Linked DNA regions of Homo sapiens: region 2 is linked to region 1. The links are chromatin loops, found by intact Hi-C in ENCODE. Cell type or tissue: dorsolateral prefrontal cortex. All regions are shown on one strand. Links, peaks and the distances in the headings refer to the core of each region. The heading gives the core; the rest is flanking DNA.

Region 1 (6,020 bases), core at 315-5,314:
CACCTCCTGGATTCAAGTGATTCTCCTGCCTCAGCCTCCCAAGTAGCTGGGATTACAGGTGCTCGCCACCACGCCCGGCTAATTTTTGTGTTTTTGGTAGAGATGGGGTTTCACCATGTTGGGTTGGCTGGTCTCAAACTCCTGGCCTCAAGCGATCAGCCCGCCTCAGCCTCCCACAGTGTTGGGATTACAGGCGTGAGCCACTATGCCTGGCCAGTAATTGCTTTTTATGAAGAGAGACTAACTTGGCATTTTTGTCCAGAAGATGAAACTCAATAATTGTTCACGTTAAAAAATATATATATGTGTATATATATATATGTGTATATATATGTGTATATATATGTGTATATATATATGTGTATATATATGTGTATATATATATGTGTGTGTATATATATATATATATATATAACATTTGGGTCTTGCTTTTTGATTTACTAATGTGACAAAATAACTACATTCTAATGAAAATCAAGTTTGATATGTTTGTTTTGAAAGTAGTGTTGGAAGAGTTGTTGGGGTTTTTTTTTCATCAGTAATACTGGTTACTTTGAACAAATAAATAAAAGATTTCTGTAGTTACTTCCTTTATTAGAAAAGAACATTTGATACCATGGTGTATTATTTCTTCTGCATTAAAGAACAGCTTTTCTATATGTTGGGGGAAATTTTCAGTCATTACTCCATTACTCCATCAGAACTTGTGTTTTTTTTTTTTTTTTTGAGACAGAGTTTCGCTTTTGTTGCCCAGGCTGAAGTGCAATGGCGTGATCTCGGCTCATTGCAACCTCTGCCTCCTGGGTTCAAGCAATTCTCCTGCCTCAGCCTCCCAAGTAGCTGGGGTTACAGGCATGTGCCACCATGCCCAGCTAATTTTTGTATTTTTAGTAGAGATGAGGTTTCCCCATGTTGGTCAGGCTGGTCTTGAACTCCTCACCTCAGGTGATCCGCCCGCCTCGGCCTCCCAAAGTGTTGGGATTACAGGCATGAGCCCCTGCACCTGGCCAAACTTGTTTTCTTATAAGCCTAAGGACCATCTAGATTTTTATTTATTTATTTATTTATTTTGTGTGTGTATACATAAAATGCACATGTAAATGTTTTCTTAAAAAAAATTCACCGAAACAAAAGCCACAGGCAAACCCATGTTTTTGAGATGCCATTATTCTAAGCAAGCTACGAGATGATCACTTCAAGTTAAAGTGAAAAGCTTCCTGAAGCCATACATTTCAAGGGAAATAAGTAATTCTACTTAATAGGACAATTTAAATCGGCTAATTTTAAAGCATCTATGTCTATAAATGAAGTGGTTTGTTTGCAAAATTCCTAAATGGAAAAATTTTATCACTGCCATCACTGGAGGTTTCCCCATCCAGATGAGGAAACAAGACACATCCCGGTGTGTTTTAATTAGCTAAACAAAACTGAGTTAAGTGAACATGTGACAGTTTCTCCAGTGGGCCATTCCTTAAAAACATTTTGAAATCTCTGTTGCTATATTGACTTAAAGTCATGATTCATGGAATATGTAAGACTTGGCTCATAGAAACCTAGTGAGATGGTTAGAGGTATTGGCAGTCTAGGACCTGCTGCCATAAATGTGTGAACAACCTTTGGTAATCTCAACTATTGACCTGTATGTTTCTTCTTTACCCCAATGTAGAGATTCAGTCAGGCTGGTGGGAAAAATATTAGGGATTGTTATAGAGATAGACAGAAATCTTCTTGGAAGGCCGAGAAGTTTGCATAATTTTGGTAATAGATCTGGCTAAAGGCAGCCTGGTCCCTTTACCTTTAGTTAAATAGATTAAAGTAGTAACAAAAGAATGTGGGGAAGTTATCTAGCTAGCTTGTTTACTCATATGGTCTTAAGATTAACCTTTGATGTACGGTGGGTGCTTAAGTGCTTTCTACTTGGGAAGTCCACAATGTCAATTACCCTCTAGTGGTATTGACTCAAGTCTTTTGTCAATAAATCTTTACCAATAAATGTGAGTCTCACTAGCTGGTCAGGGCTGAGTCGCAACTGTTTACAGGACTCTGCTGGAGTCTGTAAGCGGCTCGGAGACACTCAGCTGGACTGGCAAAGCAGAATATCTGAGTGTCAGTGTACTTCATTCATCTGTCACTGGGTCAGAGGTCTGCAAAGGACAGACCCCCTGCAGCTGGTGTCCCCGTGTGAGGAGTGCTACCACACCCCGACTCATTCCTTACATGTAGACTATTTTCTTTACTGGTTCAGCAAAAGCCAGGAAAAACAACTCTGTAGCAAGCAGAATGTTATTCGACTATATATTGTTTAATTTATTGTAAATACTGGTGAACAGTGGTCAATAAATAGTTTTATATTCCTTCAAAAAGAAAGAAAGAGCTTGCAGGGTGTGCATAGGTTGTCTGCAAACGCTGTGCCATTCTGTATCAGGGGCTTGAGCACCTGTGATGTTAGTATCTTCAAGGGAGGGTCCTGGAGCCAGTCCCCCACGTATACTGCGGACTGACTGTATTTGGATTTTGACAGAAGGCTGAGAAACCCAGAATGTCAGAGACAACCTCCCAGCCGTAGAAAGCCGAGTTAATATCAGGAGAAGCCAGTGGTTAAATTCACAGTCTTTTTACACACAAGAGCAAAACAAATTTTACAACAATGGTGGAAAAAACTCAGTGATCGCTCACTGAAGTGAATTAAAGGTGCAGTGATAGTTACAACATGGCAACCGCATATATTGACAAGCGAGATCTCATCCAAGAGTATAGGGTTTGATGGGGGGAGCGAGAGCCTCTCTGAGGATGCATCCTCCTTTGAAAGCACTCACCTCGCCCCTGCGTCCACGAACGTGGGAAAAGTGTGGGAGATGGCAGAGTCTCAGCAACCCCTCAATCCAGTTTGTCTCTTAGACAGCATCCATATCCCCCATCCTCCATCAGCTCCTTTTCCAGCTTCCCGATCCTGCAGTTGTTTTTGTACAGCGGAGAGGGAAGTGTCTGTGCTTAGGACAATGCTTCACATTGCCAGGAGAGGGCAGCAGATCACGCTCCCGTTCCCCGCGCTACCTCGGCGCTGTCCGGGATTCCGGTCAATTTTCAAGGGTCGTTGAGTGCTCATGGGAGCCAGGCTCTGTGCCAGGCACTGGGAGCGCAAAGCCAACTGAGATACGGGGCCCTACTTTGCAGGAGGCTGTGGTCTAAGAGGGCGAGGCAGCCATGGAAACATACAGGACCAGCGGGGCGAGGCGCTGGGGCAGAAGGCTCTTCAGGGGAGTGTGGGGTTCCCAGGAGGGGTATCAGAAAACACTCAGCAGAGGCCAGTCGCAGTGGCTCACGCCTGTAATCCCAGCACTTTGGGAGGCCGAGGCCGGCGGATCACTTGAGGTAAGGAGTTCGAGATCAGTTTGGCCAACATGGTGAAACCCCGTAGCTACTAAAAATACAAAGATTAGCTGGATGTGGTGGCTGGTGCCTACAGGCTGCTCGGGAGGCTGAGGCACGAGAATCACTTGAATCCTGGAGGCAGAGGTTGCAGTGAGCTGAGATCGCGCCACTGCACTCCAGCCTGAGTGACAGAGCTAGACTCTGTCTGAAAACAATCAATCAAACAAACTATACCCCACACAGCCAGCAGGAAGAGGTGCTTGAGCTGAGTCTTGGAAGCGGGTAGGTTTTTCCGGTTCCTAGGCCAGGCAGGGCACCCCAGGCAGGGGAGTCGGGGCTGAGTGTGATGCTACAGGGTGCGCTCAGGTTTGAACACAGAGCACTGGGGGCAGGAGGAGGATCTCAGAAAGGGGGAGGATCACGGAGGGCTGTCCTCCTTGGCCATGCTAAGACCTGAGACCTCCTGGGCTCAGGCCATCCTCCTGCCTCAGCCTACGGAATAGCTGGGACTACAGGCGTGTGTCACCATGCCCAACAAATTTCTCAATTATTTGGAAAGATGGGGTCTCCCTATGTTGCCAAGGCTGGTCTCAAACTACTAGGCTCAAGTGACCCTCCTGCCTCAGCCTCCCAAAGTGCTGAGATTGATGATGTGAACCACCACACTGGTCCAGTTCAATGATTTTTAGTATATTTGGTATATTTACAGAATTGTGCAACCATCACCAAAATCTACTTCTGGAACATTCTATCATCCCAGAAAGAAACTTGTGCCCATCAGAGTTACTTTTCATTCTCATCCCCAGCCCTAGGCAACAAGTTGTCTACTTTCTGTCTCTATATTAGGCTGTTCTGGATATTTCATATAAACTGAATCAGGCAATGTGAGTTCTTTTGCATCTGGCTTCTTTCATGAAGCATTGCATTGTTGAGGTTGATCAATGTAGTAGCATGCACCAGAACTTCCTTTTGATTGCTGAACAGTATTCCATTGTATGTTCCATGTTTTAATCCCTTTGCCCGTTGATGGGCATTTGGGTTGTCTTGACCTTTTGGTTCTTGTGAATGGTGCTGCCATGAACATTCACATACAAGCCTTTGTGTGGACATACATTTTCATCTTCCCTGGGTACATACTTAGAAGTGAAGTTGCTGGGTTTAAGGCAATTCTGTTTTTAACATTTTGAGAAACTGTCATACTATCTTCCAAAAAAGTGGCTGCACCATTTTATTTGTTTATTTATTTATTTAGAGGCGGAGTTTCACTCTTGTTGCCCAGGCTGGAGTGCAATGGTGCAATCTCGGCTCAGTGCAACCTCTGCCTCCCGGATTCAAGTGATTCTCCTGCCTCAGCCTCCCAAGTGGCTGGGATTACAGGCATGTGCCACTGCACCCGGCTAATTTTGTATTTTTTTATGGTGAAAAGATATACATATATTTAGAATTAGCCAGCTGGACTCAGTTTAGATGATCCCAATTTTGTTGGCAACATCCAAAGCATCATAATCAGGAGATGGCTGAACATACGCCTTCTTCTCTCCATCAGGCCGAATCAGGGTGTTGAATTGGGCCACGTCAATGTTATAGAGCTTCTTCACAGCCTGTTTGATTTGGTGCTTGTTGGCTTTAACGTCCTTAATGAACACAAGCATGTTGTTGTTGTCTTCTATCTTCTTCATGGCCGGCTCAGTGGTCAGCAGAAACTTAATGACAGCATAGTGGTCAAGCTCATTTCTCCTGGGGGTGCTCTTCCGAGGATCTTTGGGTTGCCTCTGGAGTCGCAGTGTCTTGGGCCACTGGAAGGTTGGTGACATGTAGATCTTCTGTTTTTTGTGGCTGTGGACACCTTTCAACACTGCCTTCTTGGCCTTCAAAGCCTTGGCTTTGGCTTTAGGAGTGGCAGGAGCTTCCTTCTCTGCTTTCAGTGCCATCTTGTGAAAAAGTAATTTTGTATTTTTAGTAGAGACAGGGTTTCACCATGTTGGTCAGGCTGGTCTCAAACTCCTGACCCAGGCTGGTCTCGAACTCTTGATCCACCCACCTCGGTCTCCCAAAGTGCTGGGATTACAGGTGTGAGCCATTGCGCCCAGCCTGCACCATTTTGTATTTTCACTGGCAGTGTATGAGGATTTTGATTTCTCCACATCCTCTCCAACACTCGCTGTTATCTGCTGATTGGTTATAGTCGTTCTAGTGGGTGTGAAGTGACATCTCATTGTGGATCAATTTACATTTTCCTAGTGACTAGAGATGTTGAGCGCTTTTTAATGTGCTTATTGGACATTCATGTATGTTCTTAGGCCAGGCACAGTGGCTCACGTCAGCACTTGGGAGGCCAAGGAGAGCGGGTCGTGAAGCTAGGAGTTTGAGACCAGCCTGACCAACATGATGAAGTGTTGGGAACAGGCCCCAAAATCTGGCCATAAACTGGCCCCAGAACTGGCCATAAACAAAATCTCTGCAGCACTGTGACATATTTGTGATGGCCATGAGGCCCACGCTGGAAGGTTGTGGGTTTACTGGAATGAGATTTTATCCATTTTAATGGGTTACTAGCTGCTAATCTGTCTGCAGCTACTTCAAGCACTCCAGTTCCTGGCACTAAGGTCAGGTGTGCCTGGCATGCTTTAAATATTTGTCCTTTTAAT
Region 2 (6,020 bases), core at 713-5,712, 390 kb after region 1:
CAAGTTTCTAGCCTGCTGCCTCCTTTGGGCTGTCTCACCAGGAACTGTCTTGGGCATCTTTAGACCCCACACATCCTCTCCCCTGGACCCACGCTCCCCTCTCTTTCTGCAGCTTTGGGTGGGGTAGGCCACCCTGTTCTGACCTGGAATGCTGGAGAAGCATTTCAAAGTGCTTCTCTAGACATAACTCAGTCAATGATGACAACTCTGTGGAAGGTGGGCAGGATGTAAGGTATGGAGGCCCCCAGCTGTCCAGCTTTCAGATAAGGAATGGTGGCTCCCAGAAGTCATCTGGTGAGTGGCCAGTCTCCCGATGCACAGACCAGAGCTCTGCCCGACTCAGCACCACCCAGCCATGCTGCCCTTTGCTTCCACAGAGTATCCAGATGAAGGGCATATAGTTTGGAAAAGCTTATTCAATGTGAAAACTTTATATTTAGAGATGAAAAAACACATCTTGCTTTTAAAATGCAAACTTCACGAGGTAAAGCTCAATACAATTTTCTTGGCCTGGTAGCTCAAAGAAGGTGTGAGGGATTCTCCAGGGGAGGGGCACGTATGTGGAAGAGGCCTTCAGAGCTGGGCTATTGGATTTTGCCCAAGAACAGTGGAACTCAGAAAATGCAAATAATGGCATCAAAAGAGTGCATTGATATTTAAAGCACAAAAATGAGAAGTCCTCCTTCTTACCTTTTGGAAAAAGCCAAATGGCTCTCTTCCTTCTAATTGCGCCTCCAGCTTGGCCTGAGTTTATTTCAAGCCTGGGCCTGCCCTCGGGCCAGTGATGGAGATTCAGGAGTGACAGGCCCAGGGGCTAGGCAGGGGCCTCCTGGACCAGCCCTTTGGGGCACCACACTTCAAAGTCCTTCCTGCCTGCCAAGGGCGCTTGTTGTGACTCATCTGAGGGACAAAGCACGCTGTCTGCCACAGCTAGCTGCCCGAGAGCTAACTATGCTTTCTCCTGACTGCCCCTCCCTACCCCTAAATCAGAGGCTCTGACAGAGCAGTAAGATTTATCAGAAGGCTCATGGCTTGGGAAGCCAGCAGGATGCCCTCTGCAGACGCTCTAATCCCACTCACAGGTGATGGGGTGTTTCCATCCTCACCAGCTTTGCTGCTCCACTGTGTCTATCATCTGCCAGCATTGAGTGTATTGGGCCTCTGTTTTGTGCCAGTCACTTGGTACACATAAATTCCCCTGCAACCACAAGCCTGATTACCATTTCCAGAGCCGTGGACTCTGGACTGGTCCAGGGCCACCCAGTCAATCAAGAGCAATGAGAGTCTGAATGTAGGTGCCGCCTCCGCGGCACGTGTGTTGCTGCTGCTTACCTGACTTGCTCCTAGAGCGTGAAAGCTCCTGGGGGCTCTGAATAATTGCCCTGGAGTGACTTTGTGTCTGGGATGGGCCTGTCACTCAACTGAGCTCCCACTCTTACCTGTGAAGTCTGGAGTGATTCTAATGATCTAGCCCCCATTCTACCACTCAAGGACTTCGATTCAAAATCCAAGACACAAGCAAAAAGCCAAACAAAACAAAACCCAATACCTGTTTACTCTTCTTGATGGATAACACTCCACAGTCCCCAGAGTTTAAGTGTGGAAGCAAGTGTGGTTTAGCACAGGGGTTCTCCACTTGGATCCACTGATGATCTTTAGAGTGTGGCTTGTGAATACCTTGCAATTCTAAGCACAATGTTGTACATATGTGCATGGATGTCTCTTTCTGGGGCAAGTCCAAAGCTTTCATCAGATATGAAAACAGGTTGGTGAACCCCAAATATAAACTATTTAGAAGTTAGTTTAGAACTACTAACAGGCTAAACAGTTTGAGAGACAGATGTGTGGCCCAGAAGTATCCAGACCAAGAAAGAGCTGAGACAGTGCAGCAGCCTGCCCTGGGCCTCCAGCCTGGACTCCAAGTGACCAGATTCCTGGGTTTGGGATCCTTCAACAGTTTGGTTTTATGAAGTGTTCACGTACTTCTGAATGGTGTGGCTCGGCCAGGCTTGGCCCCATGCCTTTAGAAAACCGCTAATGAAACATTAAATAGTTGGAGAGGCCTAGCTTCATGCCAGAGCTCTTGGCCAAGAGGCGCCTGCTGTGTGGCCATAGGCCAGGGGCTGCTGGGTCCCCAGAAAATGTAATAGGTGGTGACAAGGCAAGTCCTGGTGACAACAACTCACCCTGTTCACAAGGGCCCTAAGTTTTGGGATCCTCAGCTGGTGTTTTGGAGGACCACAGGCCTGGGCAACAAGCCACTGCTTAGCTGAATCAAAGCTCAGCACATTCCCCAGGCCAGAGGCCACAGACCGAGTTAAGCCTGACCTGAACCACTTGGGCAGCCGGATCGCCTTTCTGCCCCCAACCACAGAAAGAGAAAAATCATCCCTCTTCTTCTTGGGCAGGCCTCTTCGTCCCCTTGACTCGGACACCGAAAGGGAGCAGAAACAGCTTTGCTAGTGTTGCATGCAGAGACAATCAGGCTGCAAAAATATTTCCATGTTTCCCAGAGTGCTTTCTCTCTTCACCTCTTTCTGTTGCTCCCCAACTCAGAAGGCTTGAACAGATGTGTGTCACTGAAAGATACACAACTTGGCACAGATAGAACCCCAGGAAATAACCCAGCACCCTAAAAGACCATCAGAGTGTCAGACCCAGGGGCTGAGACTGTACAAAAGACACCACGCACACACACTTCCTGGTCAGCTGAACTGTTTCAGCAGGCCAGGGACAGCCCCTGCTGAGGTTCAACACCAGGAGTGCAGACCATGGGGACGGGCACCAGGCTCCAGTGAGGTAGACTGGAATCTACTCACTGTGAGATCTTGACAAATTAATCCCTCTGAACACTGGGGACCCTAGTACCGGATCCTGGCTTGTAAAGATTAAATAAGATGACGTGTGTTTGTGCCTAGCACCTTCTAATTTCTCAACCAAAGGCAGATAATGGTATGAGCAACTACTCATGTGGCTCAGATCTGTGCTAATGTCAATGCAAAAGAGAAAGTCGGGGGTTCGGCTACCTTTTCTCAGATCATAGGGTTCAGGGATGCACATAGAGGTGCTGCGTTGAAAGGAATACATGGGAAGCCTCAGACTGGAAAAAGGAAACAGCTCTAGCCTGGAAAATCTGGTTTCTCCTGGATGGTTCCAGCAGCCAGCCACTTGGCTCTTCCAGAGGCTCAGAGGGACCCGACTTGCTTTCCCTGTAACTACAGCCTCTGGCCACTGGGGGCGCACTGAGTCCCTCTGTCTTCAGGGTCATGAAAAAAAAAGCCCCTTTCCCTTTATTCAGTTAAAATAAGGCTGGTCACTTTGAGAGGCCAAGGTGGATGGATCACATGAGGCCAGGAGTTCGAGACCAGCCTGGTCAACATGGCAAAACCCCATCTTTACTAAAAATACAAGAATTAGCTGAGCATGGTGGTGCACACCTGTGTTTCCAGCTACTTGGGAGGCTGAGGCAGGGGAATCTCTTCAACCAAGAAGGCGGAGGTTGCAATGAGCTGAGATCATGTCATTGCACTTCAGCCTGGGCAACAAAGCAAGACTCTGTCTCAAATATTTAAAAAAAAAAAAAAAAAAAGCTAGAGAAAAGAAAAGAAGGCTGGAGTGCAGGCACAGTGCTTCCTGCCTGTAGTCCCAGCTACTCTGGAGGCTGAGGCAGGAAATCATTTGAGCCTGGGAGGTCGAGGCTGCAGTGAGCTATGACTGTGCTACTACACTCCAGCCTGGGCAACAGAGTGAGATCCTGTCTCTATTAAAATAAGTAAATAAATAAATAAATAAGGCTGGGAATTTTCAAATGAAAATTTCACTAGGAAACTAAGTGAAATAAACAAAAACTTAGACAAGTTGACAGTGAAGAATTTGGATCCTAATTGAACTTAAGTCTAGCCTTACACTGGCTTTGCAGATACAGCTTATGGTACATCTGGCCAAGTTAGAGATGGGAAACCAAACCACTCCAATTTCTTACCCGAGACTCACTGGGTTGGTACTACTTCTTGTGTTTTCTCCAAACGTGGGCTCTAGCTCCTGATCCTGATAGCCCTGGATAAGGAAGACTCTTCCTGACAGAGGTGTCCACTGCCCATCCCTCTACACCTGGGGCCCTTCCTACTTGATGCCATTCTTGTCACCAATGCACTTCTGAAGACCCCTTTGGATGGGCCCAGAGAGGAGGCCTTCCAGAACCCCATCCAGGGTTTTACAGTCTGAAAACACTTTACATTCACAAACTCAGTAAATGCGATGACATCGTTTCCACTAAGGAGAGAAGGTGGCCATTCTCTCCAGACAGCAGGGGATTTTATAATTAAGTAAAATATTTAATATTTAAAGGTATACTTGCAGGGGAAGGTGGCTCAAATTTATTCTACATCTTCCCTTGAAAATCAAGCATGAAGAAATGGAGAAATTTTTATTTATTAGTCACTCTTATCTTTTCAAGCTCTTGGATTATAAAGCCTGCGTTTATCATGGCTGTGTCCAAGTTTCTCCTGTGGGCCAGGGACCAGCTCCTGCGTCCATACCAGAGAGAAGCCACATCAGGAGTAGGAGGAGGGCCATGTGGGAGTGCAGACGACAGGCCTCCGCCTGGCCCGTGCTGGTTCACCCTGGCACCTTGGAAAATTGTGGAGCTTCTTCTCCAGTGTCCCTCCTTTTCCTTTTTTTTTTTTTTTTGTTTAGAGACAGGGTCTTGCTCTGTTGCCCAGGCTGCAGTGCAGTGGCACAATCATAGCTCACTGCAGCCTCGACCTCCTAGGCTCAAGAGATCCTCCTGCTTTAGCCTGTAGCTGGGACTACAGGCCCATGACACAGGTAATTTTTATATTAATTTTTGTAGACATGTAGAGATGGGATCTGGCTATGTTGCCCGGGCTGGTCTTGAACTCCTAGCCTCCCATGATCCTCCCACCTTAGCCTCCCAAAGTGCTGGAATTACAGGAGTGAGCCTCCACGACCAATCCCCAGTGTCCCTTTTCAGCCTAATTCAGAGATGTAAACCCTTTCCTGAGTTTTACTTCCCTAAAATAAGAAATTTTGATCTTATAACCTTCTTAGTAAGAAAACGAGTACCTGCCAAGGATTTAAACCAGAGAGAATAGAGAAGCAGCATCTACAGAACCTTTGTGTTAGGCATTTGATAAACATCATTTCATCTCTGCAACAACCTGCACAGTAAGTATTTTTATCCTCTTTTGCAGACTAGAAACAGAGGCTCGGAGAAGTTCTATGGCTTGCCCTCAGCTATATAGCTAGCAAGGAGTGGGGGTAAGCTTTCGGCTGTCAGGCCACACTTGCCCAAAGTTACACAGCTAGTGGATGGCAGAGCCAGAAAATGAGAAGGATTCCACAGTCAGAAGCGTGTACTCTAGCCTCACTAATGGATGCCACAGTCTTCACTGGAGCAGGAGATGGTGGAGGGCCAGCCAGCAGGGTTTGAATCCATGGTCCAGGCCTAGAGCTAGCAGTCATTCACATGCCACTCACCCCTTCTCTGCTTGGCTGGTGATCAGTTAGAGGCCTCCTCAGCCCAGCCTGCATTTTCTGCTTGGTTTGCAGTTTGCTAGGCGGCTTCTATGGTAAGACAGTGGTCTGGAGGCCTTGCCCCTCCTAGTGAGCCCAGGTTTCCATGGGAGATGAAGCTGCAGCCTTAGCTTCCAGCTACGAGGCAGGACAGTGCACTTTCAAGGGCTGTTGACTCCGGAGCAGCTCCCAGGGTGAGGTCTGGCTGAGGGGCATGTGTTTGTACAGGGGCTTGAAGTGCACGACAGTACTTTGCTGTGCTAATACTAGAGGGTTAACAGTAGTCAACAGTCTACACAAGGTAAGGACACAGGGTTCTTACGGACACAAGGATTGGTCCAGGAATTTCAGCCAAATAGCAAAGCCCAGATGGACATAAAGAAAAGCTCCCTAGCTGCCATACTTCTGCTGAACTCATCCATGAACACATCCATGTGCGATGGGGCCAGCCCTGAGAACATTCTGCCAACATGCTCTCCTCCCCC

The links. Peaks named below come from ENCODE experiments on the same cell type or tissue, not always from the same donor. Only the 100,000 strongest peaks of a DNase experiment are listed, where the experiment ranks them.
Region 2: a loop joins it to region 1, with 11 times the contacts of the local background. A loop is called at or near these places in 1 of 110 quality-filtered maps.

Annotation. Positions count from the first base shown.
Region 1 is chr12:2,781,187-2,787,206 of GRCh38, reverse strand. All of the region lies in intron 2 of ITFG2-AS1 (ITFG2 antisense RNA 1), which reads left to right. It also overlaps the pseudogene RPL23AP14. Among named protein-coding and RNA genes, the nearest start is that of FKBP4, 11 kb to the left of the region's middle. RefSeq lists an enhancer at 3,279-3,780. In dorsolateral prefrontal cortex, for the core only: CTCF peaks have their summits at 2,796 and 3,003 (motif pointing right); a DNase peak (open chromatin) is centred at 3,046; H3K4me3 peaks cover 1,689 bases; H3K27ac peaks cover 1,365 bases.
Region 2 is chr12:2,392,779-2,398,798 of GRCh38, reverse strand. The region is part of intron 3 of CACNA1C (calcium voltage-gated channel subunit alpha1 C); the gene reads right to left. Among named protein-coding and RNA genes, the nearest start is that of CACNA1C-IT3, 130 kb to the right of the region's middle. In dorsolateral prefrontal cortex, for the core only: a CTCF peak has its summit at 3,230; a DNase peak (open chromatin) is centred at 3,234.